Regions from separate parts of the Homo sapiens genome. Here all the other regions are linked to region 2. A link is a contact called in ENCODE Hi-C data. All regions are on one chromosome and are shown on one strand. Each heading gives the region's core, a stretch centred on a gene start or an enhancer-like site at or near the end of the contact. The rest is flanking DNA. Distances are from core to core; before and after follow the strand shown.

Region 1 (3,806 bases), core at 553-3,052, 4.7 Mb before region 2:
TCACCCCCATTTTACACATAAGGAAACTGAGTGTCAGAGAGGGTGTGTTATTTGTTGCAGACCTCACAGCAGGCAGAGACTGAATTCAAACCAAAACCTTGCCTGGCTCAATACGAAAAGCAATAAAGAAATGAGCAACAATGTGATCAAGGATATGAATTTGTGCTTGGTTATCATTAAGAGTCTCCATGCTACGGCTTTACATTGTCTCCAAGATCCTTGCCTGATCTCACATTCCACACTTTAAAAATAGGAGTGAAATCTGAGCAGGAAGAGGCCAGATGAGAAACTAGATTAGGGGAAGACAGCAGGGCAGCTGCACAGCATAACTTGAGGGGGCGCCATTCACATTGTCATCTGTGAATGATGGTCCTTGGAGTTATGCCTGGTGGGAAGAGTTCATGGTTGGGAAAGGGGGAAACAGCATGAAGATAAGCAGGAAGTGAGGTGAGAGAGGGGAGCCCCTGAGGTTACCTGGGCACAGGCTTCAATATGGTGTTGGATCATAGGGACCCCTGCCACAGGAAACAATGGTTTGGGCACCTCAAAAGACAAAGGTCTGAAGCGAGTTCCTGGGAGAGGAGAGAGGAGAACATTTCGGCCTCCTGCCTTCCTCTGCCCCCATCCCGCCTACCACTCCAGCCCAACCTCCTCCCCCCATTCCCCTGGCACCTCACCCTTTTGAGGGCCTCCAATCAGGATCACCGCTTTGAGCATAATGGTGACTGCTACCTAAACTTCAAATTCCAACAGAGAAATCAAGCTCAGATCTCCTACCCCAACCAAGCCCCAAAACCCAAATAGCAACACTTAGCCCTCTCCCAAGATGTAAACCCAAAGCTCAATATAGTCTCTGCCTGGACCCAACACCTCACAAATCCCACACATCTCAAATCCCAGCAGAGAAATCAAGCTCAGATCTCACACCCCAACCAAACCCCAAACCCCAAATAGCAGCACTTAGCCCTCCCCCAAGATGTAAACCCAAAGCTCAATATAGTCCCTGCCTGGACAGAACCTCACAAATCCCACACATCTCAAATCCCAACCCAGATTCCAGTCGGCCTTCAAACCTCACAGTGATTCCTCCCAAATTCTGAAATTCACACCCCACAATTTGATCTCTAAAAGACTTCCCTCTGGCCATGAACAAATTCTGCAAATTCAGAAACCTGGCAGAGACTCCCTTCTCAGACCCAAACCTCAAAATACTGAAGCCTCAAATTCCCAAAGTGTTGCGTCTTCATTCTAGATATTAAGCCCTGAACCCCAATAGTGAACCCTGAATATTGGACAGCAAACCCTGAGTGAGCCTCAGATATTTAACTTAAATCCTGAACGTAATCCCCAAGTACTGAACTAACACTGATCTGAATTTGAAGAACCCCTAATCCCAGCAAAAATCCTCTATATGCTAAACATGAATCCTAAAACTAACCTCTGTATGTTGAACCCCAAATCAAAAGACAGGTTCCCTTGGCATCTCAAACACTGAACCTATTGACCCCCCTCCAGTCCTAATACGGACGACTGGGTCTAAATCTCTGGATTCGGAGGATTGATTGATTGCTGACCCTCTGAACCCCACAACTGACTCTGTCCAATAAACCCTGGCCTCTCATTGCCAGGGATTGTGGGACCAACACAGGGGCGGGCGCACCGAGGGCCAGCCAGGACCTCGGAGCCCGCTCTCCGTCTAGAGGGTGTCCCCTGCCCCTTACCCCTGCCGCCACCCCTCCACCAGCTCCCTTTACCACTAGCTCCCTTCACTCCAGCTCTGCCGCCCGCTACTGCAAGCTCCTTCCGCGCACGTGTCTTCTCGCAAGTCGCGAGAACTCATTCGCAGGGTCTGCCGGGAATTGTAGTCTGACCCTTTACCCGCTTTCTAACTTTATGGGAGAGGAAAGAGGTGCTGAAGTCCAGGGGTGTGACCAAGGGATCGCGGGGCGGGGTTAAATGCGAAGAAGGGTGGGGCCTGAGAAGCCCAGCCTGGAACTTAAGACTGGGACCCGAGCTGTTGGGGAATCGGCCTCGGGGCAGCAGCCGAAGTGAGGAACTGGGTCCCACAGGAAAACGGGACTAAGGACAGCAGGGGTGTGTGGCCAGCCCTGGAAGGGGCGGGGCCAGGGGCAAACAGCCACAAGGGGCTGGGGCTGGAGGCGCTCAAAAGCGGAGAAGGCGGAGTCCCAGGCCCAGCCGGCGGTACCGCTGGGAAGTGAGGGCGCCTTGGACGGCGAGGGCAACTCTTATCAGTTTGACTGTCTGAAATGCAGCACGGCGCTAGGCGCTCTCCAGACCTCCCTGTGACTCCAACAGGCTGTGACCTTGGCGTGGGGGTCTGGAATACGTGTGGGCGCTGGTGCGGGGGAGAGGGAATGGCGACGCGGAAGAGCAGGACAGACGCGGAGGGTCAGAGAGCAGCTTTATTAAGCAAGCTGGTGGAGGGCTGTGGGTCCCACCACCCCCGGGCTCGGCGCCAGGGCGGAAGGTCCGGGGGTGCCGTTCAGGCCACGTCGACGCGAGCGAAGCTCTGGTCCATGCCCAGGCTGTTCTCCACGTACACCTCGTACTTGCCGCTGTCCTGAGGCGTGGCCCGGCGAATGGTCAGCGTCGTGGTGGTGCTGCCGATCTCGAAGAACACCCTGCGGAAGGGCGGCGGGGAGGAGGGCGGAGCCGTGGTCAGTACACGGGCGCACTGGGCGGGGCTCCTTAGCCAGCTCTGTTCCTCGCTGCCCAGTCCCCGCCCCCGTCACTCCAGCCAGATTTCTGGGCTCAGTCCCACCCAGGTTCCAGCCCCAGGCCCTGGCCGTGCCGCAGGTCCCGGCCCTCGCCTGTCATCCTCCTCGATGTCCTCCCCGTCCTTGGTCCAGCCTACGTCGGGCGCAGGCTCTCCCAGGATCTCCGCAGTCAGCGTCACGGTGGTGCCTTTGCGCGCCTTAGTGTTGTCGGGTCCCTTTTGAATCTTCGTCGGGACTAGCGGAAGGAAAGGGGAGCGAAACCCCGTGAAGGACCCGGAGATGAGGCAGGGCATCACCTCACCGGCTAATACCCGGCACTAAATACAGATGCATTTAAACTCGCAGTGTGACGTTGAGCAAATCATTAGCCTCTCTGGTTTCATCTCCTTGGCTGTTAAAGGGACTTATCCCTGCCTCTCCTACTTCTCGGGGTCGAATAGAGGATCAAGAGAGATAAGGCGGGCGAAAGCCCCTGAATGTTCACACATCTCGCGGTGCCTCAGAGACCGCTCCGGGTAGTGGAAATTGCCAGAGTTGGGAGCCAGAAGACCCGGGTCCAACCCTGGCTCTGCCTCTGGCTTGCTGTGTGACCTTGGGGACCCGGAGCCGCGTGATGGAAGTCCACAGCTGACTGCTCAGCCCGGGTGGAGCTGGATCCCGAGGTAGGGAAGGACGCACTTGGCTGGCGCGGCGATGCGCCCCAGGCCGTGCCCAGAGCTGGGCTGGCGGGGACCCTGTAGCTAGGCCCAGAGGTAAACACGCGCAGCTGGACCGGGCTGCGGGCTCTGGCTGAGTGGTGCTGGTCTGCGCCCTGGCGCTGCGCCCGGGGCGCGCGTACCTTCCACGAGGATGCGCGCCGAGTCGGAGCACTGGCCGAAGGGGTTGGTGACGTTGATGCTGTACTGGCCCAGGTCTGCCAGCTCGCCGTCGCGCACCACCAGTGCCACCACGTCAGGGTCCTCGAAGACGTAGCGGTACTTGGGACCGTCACGTAGCTCCTTGCCGTCCTTACTCCAGCGGATGAATGGGTCCGGGAAAGCCGAAATGCGGCAAGTGAGCTTGGCCGCG
Region 2 (3,565 bases), core at 703-3,202:
TTCTTACAAGGTCATTAACCCCATCATGGGGGCTCTGCCCTCATAACCCCATCTAAATCTAACTACCACCCAAAGGTCCCCTCCAAATACTATCACGTTGGGGTTACAACTTTTAATATATGAATTTGGGGGTGACACTACAGATACTAATGCCCATTTCATAGGGTCCCTATAAGGCTTAAGGCAGGTATTAACATAGGAAAGCACTTAAAGCTGGGTCTGGCTTGGGTAGGTAGTTCAATGATTCAACAAACACTGAGCACCTACCTGGAGCCAAGCACTGCATGTGCCACATGAAGCGATATTGGGAAATGAGTCACATGCAGCCAATCTCTGGCCTTTTGGAGGTTTTGAACTAGAAGGGGACACGCACATAATCGTATGTGTGTGTATCTACATACACAGGTGATATGATGCACCTGAGAGAATCCAGTCTAGGAACTAGGAAAACCTTTAAGGAGTGATACTTCAGCTGTATTCTGAAGGATGAGGAATGGAGAGGAGGCCAATTCCAGGTTCCAAAGTGAATCTTTGCGCAAAAGCCATGAGGCAGCAAGGTGCAGGGGCTTTTAATGACCTAAGGGAACGCACTGTGGGGTTGGGACCATGATGGCCAGAGGAGGTTTTGACAAGAGGCTAGTCAAAGAGCAGAGAAAAACTTTAAGGAGTTTTAAGAAAGGGAAGTGCCACGATGAGTTTTGTGTTTGGAAATGTTTTAGGCGGCCACACCGCAGTCTCGGGACTGGCTGGGACCTGGATAGACACTTGGATATCAGCTAGAAAGCTACGACAGGAAACCAGGCGAGGACGAGGCAACTGGGGATGTTGTGGAGCAGAGACGGAGAGAAAATGGGTGCATTCGAGACAAGTTAGGGGGAAAAAATGCAAGGACTTGGAAATGAACTTGGGGCGCGGCAGGAAGGCATGACGGGTTGCTCTGTAGGTCTTATCTGTAAATTACGGCGATCAGTGAAAGATCTGGAGGAGGAAGGTGGACACACTCTCTAACAAAAAAAACCCTTTTTGAAATTTTATACCAATATTTTAAAAGTAAACCAGATCTTTTCAGACATGCCTTTGAGCTGATATTTGTTAACTAGTTAGAATTAGAAACTTTCCTTATTTTTACTCAGTTACAATATACGCCACAGCTGAGGTGAGAGGAAAGAAAAGGTTGCTTTCTTAGGAACAAAGAGTGGTACCTTCAGTATCGTGGGCAAAGCTTTTCCAAGTCCAACAGCAGTCAAAACAGCGCTTTTTATAAATAACACTCAGCTAAAAGTTTCTGGGTTTGTGATTGTTCCAACGGTTAAGCTCGGATGAGGGTCCCTGGAGTCGTAGCTCCCGGGAAACGTCGACTGGCTTTCCACCTGGACTTCATCCGTCCAGGCAGCCCAGAGGGGCTTCAGGCCCCGCCCGCTCTCCTGCCAACTACAGCCTCGCGACTGCGCTCAGCCTTCAGGCCCCGCCCCTTCGGTCAAGCGGCGTGCTCTCACTGCACGGCGCCTGGGCCCCGCGCGCCGGGACCTCGGTTTCAGCCGTCCTGTCCTGCCCCGAGGCCCCTAGGCCCCGCCCCTGGGCCCCGCGCGCCAGGACTTCGGTTTCGACCGTCCTGTCCCGCCCCGAGGCTCCTAGGCCCCGCCCCCTCTGTCCCCGGCGTGTTCTCGCGGCTCCGCCCCTAGGACCCGCGCGCCGGGACTTTGGCAAGTTTCAGCCGTCCGGCCCCGCCCCCTCGGTCCCACGGCTCTCGCGGCCCCTCCCCTAAGTCCCACACGCCGGGACTTTGGCAAGTTTCAGCCTCCAGCCCCACCCCTAGGTCCCGCCCACTCGGCCAGCGGCTGGCTCTCGCGGCCCCGCCCCTGTGCCCTGCGAGTCCCTATTTTGGGAGCATTGCGGCCGCCGTGCCCCGCCCCTCCCCGCGCGCCCCGCCCCTCTGGCGGCCCGCCGTCCCAGACGCGGGAAGAGCTTGGCCGGTTTCGAGTCGCTGGCCTGCAGCTTCCCTGTGGTTTCCCGAGGCTTCCTTGCTTCCCGCTCTGCGAGGAGCCTTTCATCCGAAGGCGGGACGATGCCGGATAATCGGCAGCCGAGGAACCGGCAGCCGAGGATCCGCTCCGGGAACGAGCCTCGTTCCGCGCCCGCCATGGAACCGGATGGTCGCGGTGCCTGGGCCCACAGTCGCGCCGCGCTCGACCGCCTGGAGAAGCTGCTGCGCTGCTCGCGTTGGTAAAGACGGAGCTTCTTGGGGGTGGCTGCGAGGGCACGGGTCGCACAGTTTCTGGGGGCGGCAGAATCTTTTCAAATCTTCCGTTTCCTCCTTCCGTTCCCGCGCTGCAGTCGGGTCGGCGTGCGGTTAGCACCTGCCGGGGGATATAGTATTAACAACTTCTGCTTCTCATTCACTTTATTTTTGGGCGACTTACCGGCCTCCCCTTGCCCTGAATCCAACTGAAACGGTAGTTTTTGAACTTCAGCGGGCTGAAGAACCGTCTGGAGGTGTGGCTAAAAAAATGTTCATCCCGGTCGCGCCTCCAGAGTTTGAATCGGGCTGGGGTGGGGCTGAGGCTTCTGCATTTTTTACCCGGCCCTGGATTACCCCGCTGCTTTCCGGGAGCTGTGGCGAATTGGGCTGGCGGGCCGCCCCGGAGACCCTCTAAATTAGAAGCAGCTGCCACTCTAAGTTAAACTGGCCTTTTTGACATTTTCTCCGTGCCAGCTTTTTCGAGTGAGATGGGATGGAGCATCGGATATCTACCATAGTTGTAGATTGAAGATGGCACGGAATTTCTCATTTTCTTAGTTTGCTCAAAAGACTGTATGTCTGGTGTCCCCGCTCTTAGTGATGCTGTTTATTGTTTTCCTTCATGCTGTCACATTATGGGAGTCCTCTCAGGGTTTTCATTCCGTCCAAAGACATTTTCATGAGTGTTACTTCTTGCTTTTTTTCGTGTAGCTCTTTCTAGTATACAAACCAAGAAGGTTTGTAAAACCCAAGAAAGGTTTGTCTCATTTTCATTTCTTCTGAAAAGCATTTTTATTGAGCACTTGCTGTGTGTACAGCTAAGTATTTCTGTATGAAGATCACTGGCAGTTTTTTTGTTATTTGTAGCTGTCAAAAGTTTATATCCTTTTTGGACTTTTTTCCCCTTTGATTTCTAACTTGCAGAACTTAAGTTACCTAGTTGCATAAAGTATAAGTAACACAACTTTTTCTTTTCTTTCCTTTTTTGAGACGGAGTCTCGCTCTGTCGCCCAGGCTGGAGTGCAGTGGCACGATCTTGTCTCACTGCAAGCTCCGCCTCCCGGGTTCACGCCATTCTCCTGCTTCAGCCTCCCAAGTAGCTGGGACTGCAGGCGCCCGCCATCATGCCCGGCTAATTTTTTGTATTTTTAGTACAGATGGGGTTTCACCGTGTTAGCCAGGATGGTCTCCGTCTCCTGACCTCGTGATCCGCCCGCCTCTGCCTCCCAAAGTGCTGGGATTACAGGCGTGAGCCACGGTGCCCGGCCAAACTTTTTCTTTAAAAATGAAAAGGACTTAACTGTCAGAGTTTTGCACTTATATTTT
Region 3 (3,828 bases), core at 511-3,010, 4.6 Mb before region 2:
GCTTGATCGTTTATTTTCTTGGGGATTCTAGATAATCATATAATCTATAAATAATGACCAATTTTACTTTTGCACATATAGAATTGTTAATTTTGTTTTGTGGTACTGGCTCTGACTACAGCTCCACATTGTCTAGCAGCAGTAATAGCTCATCAATGTCTCACTTCTGATTTGAATAGGAACACTTCTGTATTTCCCTCCCAAAATGCTGGGATGACAGGCGTGAGCCACCACTCCCGGCTCACTTTCTAAGTTATGCATTTTGGTGATGTTTGAATCTCTTACTCAAGCATGTACTCTTTTCTGTGATCAGAAAGAACATTAAAGGTGGTTCCTTATTCAGGTTGTCTCCTTCCCTTATACATTGTAGCCTTGTTTCGGCCCTTTCACTGTCCTCCTTGAATGTGTCCCCTCCCCAGGAGGTAGAGGACAAGAATGCTCTCTCCATGTCCTGCTCAGCATTGAGCTTTATACATAATTTTATTTATTTATTTATTGAGACAGAATCTCACTCTGTCGCCCAGGCTGGAGTGCAGTGGCACGATCTCAGCTCACTGCAACCTCCACCTCCCGGGTTCAAGCGATTCTCTTGCCTCAGCCTCCCAAGTAGCTGCTGGGATTACAGGCACGTGCCACTACACCCGGCTAATTTTTGTATTTTTTGTAGAGACGGGGTTTCACCATGTTGGTCAGACTGGTCACGAACTCCTGACCTCAAGTGATCTACCCGCCTCGGCCTCCCAAAGTGCTGGGATTACAGGCGTGAGCCACTGCGCCAGGCCCATAATGGTATTTCAACAAACGGTTAGGGAATGCCATGAATTTAAGCCAGCACCTAGTGGGTGAATTCTTGAAAACTCCCCTGCCATATCTACTAGTTTGAAGTGAGGGCTGCAGGACCTTTCCAGCCTCTCCCCATCCCACCCTGTCACTCCCCACCCCAGGTATATAAACGGCAGGTTGCTCCATAAACCTGTGATCTCTGGAATTTTGTTTGAACCCCTGGTAGCTGGGCCCTGTTTTGGATCTAGAGGCCACCAAGAGTCCTGATCAGTTCCTGCAGCTAGGAAGGTGCATGGGGTTTAAACGTGCTACTCACTACTCCTGACATGGGAATACTGGAACTGCCAATAATGTGGAATTTGTTTTTCTGTTGTTTTTAACAAATGGAAAGGGCACAGATATCAGAGTCAAATCCCAGATCCACCCAAACAGCTATGTGATCTTGGGCAAGTCAACTTCTGTGTCCCTTGTGGACCTCCCGTGTAACATAACACTTACCAAAGCGCATAGAAAAAGGTCCAGAAAAGATCTGAGAGAAGGCTGTAGGGTTGTTCCAGGCCTCTGCAATCAAACTGATGGAGTTCAAACCCCACCTGTGCCGTTTATTACCTCGACGGATCACTAGTCTCCGTATCTCAGCTTTCTCTGTTCATGCATAAACTGGGGACAGTAAGAGTACATAGTTGATGGGGCAGTTGTGAAGATTAAACGAGGTAACAGGCCAATCTTTATCATAAAGCTAAAGCTCACCGTGAGCGCCCCATGGACATTAGCCTTATTGCTTTTATTGTCACAAAGGTGGCTGTGGCGAGAGACAGCACTTTGTACCGTACCCGTCGGACCCGGTGAGCTGGAGGGGCGAGCTTTTTATTGGCCTCGAGGCCCGGGGCACGGGGAGGCGGGCCGTCCGCGGCTGTCCTAGCACCTCCGCGGCAGCAGAGGGCCCTGGCGGCGGCTGCGGGTCGCGCGGCGTGGGTGACGGGGGTGCAGGGCGGGGCCTAACGAGCAGCCCCCGCAGGGGCGGAGACGAGGGCGGGCCGGAGGCGGAGGCGCGGCCTGGAGAGGGATGGGGCGGAAGCGGGGCGGGCGGTGCAGCCTAGCGAGGGGCGGGGCGGACGAGGAAGCGTGACGAGCGGCGGGGCGGGTGGAGCAGCCTGGCGAGGAGCGGGGCGGGGTGGGCGGCACGGCCTGACAAGGGGCGGGGAGCGCAAGGAGGCCTGACGAAGGGCGGGGCGGAGCAAGGGCGGGGGCAGGGCGAGTAGTGGGGTACAGCGAGGGCCGGAGCGGATGGGGGAAACCTGGTGAGGGGCGGGACAAAGCGGGGAGGGCGGTGCAGCCTGGCGAGAGGCGGGGCGGACGAGGAAGCTTGACGAGGGGCGGGGCGGGCGGTGCAGCCCTGCGAGGGGCAGGGCGGGCGGTGCTTCCTGGCGAGGGGCGGGGCGGGGCGGGCGGTGCGGCCAAGCTAGGGGCGGGGCAAGGGCGGGGCAAGGCGGGTGGTGGTGCCCAGCGAGGGGCGGAGCGGACAGGGTAAGCCCGCCGAGGGGCGGGGCTGACCGAGGTGGGCGGGGCGGATGCCGAGGGGCGGGGAGAGGTGGGCGGGGAGGCCAAACATGGGGCGGGGCGGCGCGGCCGGGGAAGCGTGATGAAGGCCTACGAGTGCGGCGCGGCCTGAAGGGGCACGCGGGGGACCTGCAAAGCTAGTGAGGGGCGGGGCAGGCGGCGCGGTGGGGGCGGGCCGAGCCCGGAGGCCAGATGAGCGGACACAGCCCCACGCGCGGGGCCATGCAGGTAAGTGGCTCCCGACGGCCCCACTTGAATTTCGATCCCAGACCGGGTCCGGCGCCCTCCGGGGCCCAAGCTTAGCGCGGTGCTGCAGTGGGGCCGCCTGACCCAAAGCGAAACCGAAAGCCCCGCGGAGGGTGACCTGACGACTTTCCCGGGACTGGAAGGGGGAGTCCTGCGAGAGACTAGGTGGGTGCGAGAGAGGAGTCAGGGTGCTCCTTGGGGTACAGGGCTTTGGCTCCGGGCTGGGTACGCGCACGTGATGCAGGCCGCCTCAGAGTATGGGGCCCGCTTGGGATCCCGGAGTTTGGGAGCAGAACAGGATTTCCTAGCTGGGCAGGGACATGGGGGCGGGACTTAGGGAGTCGGGCTAAAGTTCGGATTAAGGGGCGGGCCTGGCTCATGATCCTGGGCCGGCGGGCTGAAGCTTTCAACGGAGTTTCAGCCCTGGGTTTGGGTCTCTCGGTGGGGACGGGCGGAAGCAGAGGTCTGTGCCTTAGAGTGGTCACTTCTGGGGGTGGGGATGGGAGAATCCTCGGAACCTGGGTGAAAGGTCAGGGGTCCCAGACCTTGTAAAAGTCTGAGCATCCCCCTCCCCTAGGTGGCCATGAACGGTAAGGCCCGCAAAGAGGCGGTGCAGACTGCGGCTAAGGAACTCCTCAAGTTCGTGAACCGGAGTCCCTCTCCTTTCCATGGTAAGCGGTGGCCAGGGCAAGGGAGGAGGGTGGAGGCTGATGCGCCCTTCACCAGCTTCCATCGCTGTGAGAGGGTGCTTTTCCCACAGCTGTGGCTGAATGCCGCAACCGCCTTCTCCAGGCTGGCTTCAGTGAACTCAAGGAGACTGAGAAATGGAATATTAAGCCCGAGAGCAAGGTACTGGGGGTGGGGTGGGGGTGGAAAGGCAGGTCCCTAGGCTGGTCTCCAAGCCCTGTGTGCCAGCTGAGTAATGCAACTCACACCCCTGTCTTTCCTCCCCTTCTCCTCAGTACTTCATGACCAGGAACTCCTCCACCATCATAGCTTTTGCTGTAGGGGGCCAGTACGTTCCTGGCAATGGCTTCAGCCTCATCGGGGCCCACACGGACAGCCCCTGCCTCCGGGTAAGGAACTCGGACGGTGTTGGGGTGGGAGGAGATGTCAGAGGGAGTACAGGGCAAAAGAGAACTAGGAGGTACAAACTGGGGCCTCTATCCCCTGGAGTAAGGGAGAAGGTAAACTTGTTGGCCCCTTCCTTCACACCTTGAGCCTTTCATGTGACACTAA

What was found. Hi-C counts contacts between places; a loop is a spot of excess contacts on that map. Pooled maps may share reads with other maps.
Region 1: a pooled map shows a loop between it and region 2 (18-fold over the local background). The contact joins the promoter of GMPPA here to the promoter of BARD1 in region 2. A Hi-C loop is called at or near these places in 5 of 50 pooled maps.
Region 3: a loop to region 2 is called in a pooled map, with 23 times the contacts of the local background. The contact joins the promoter of DNPEP-AS1 here to the promoter of BARD1 in region 2. A Hi-C loop is called at or near these places in 10 of 50 pooled maps.

The regions. Positions count from the first base shown.
Region 1 is chr2:219,496,887-219,500,692 of GRCh38, reverse strand. It overlaps GMPPA (GDP-mannose pyrophosphorylase A), which reads right to left and starts at 1,802. Exons shown (of 13, transcript NM_013335.4): 1 at 1,755-1,802; 2 at 678-737; 3 at 475-572. The coding sequence starts at 717. It overlaps SPEGNB (SPEG neighbor), which reads right to left. Exons shown (of 5, transcript NM_001286811.2): 3 at 3,577-3,806; 4 at 2,832-2,973; 5 at 2,406-2,642. The coding sequence ends at 2,504. All of the region lies in intron 1 of ASIC4-AS1 (ASIC4 antisense RNA 1), which reads left to right. RefSeq lists enhancers at 1,733-1,922, 1,927-2,744, 2,745-3,562, 3,563-3,806 and a silencer at 2,753-2,832.
Region 2 is chr2:214,808,070-214,811,634 of GRCh38, reverse strand. BARD1 (BRCA1 associated RING domain 1) reads left to right here and starts at 1,952. Exons shown (of 11, transcript NM_000465.4): 1 at 1,952-2,223. The coding sequence starts at 2,066. It overlaps SNHG31 (small nucleolar RNA host gene 31), which reads right to left and starts at 1,406. Exons shown (of 4, transcript NR_110292.1): 1 at 1,203-1,406. RefSeq lists a silencer at 1,474-2,043 and enhancers at 2,594-2,673, 2,964-3,013.
Region 3 is chr2:219,386,502-219,390,329 of GRCh38, reverse strand. DNPEP-AS1 (DNPEP antisense RNA 1) reads right to left here and starts at 1,760. Exons shown (of 4, transcript NR_183823.1): 1 at 1,534-1,760; 2 at 1,282-1,443. It overlaps DNPEP (aspartyl aminopeptidase), which reads left to right and starts at 2,418. Exons shown (of 15, transcript NM_012100.4): 1 at 2,418-2,571; 2 at 3,167-3,260; 3 at 3,350-3,438; 4 at 3,552-3,665. The coding sequence starts at 2,536. RefSeq lists silencers at 1,617-1,766, 1,847-2,366, 2,387-2,626 and an enhancer at 2,891-3,737.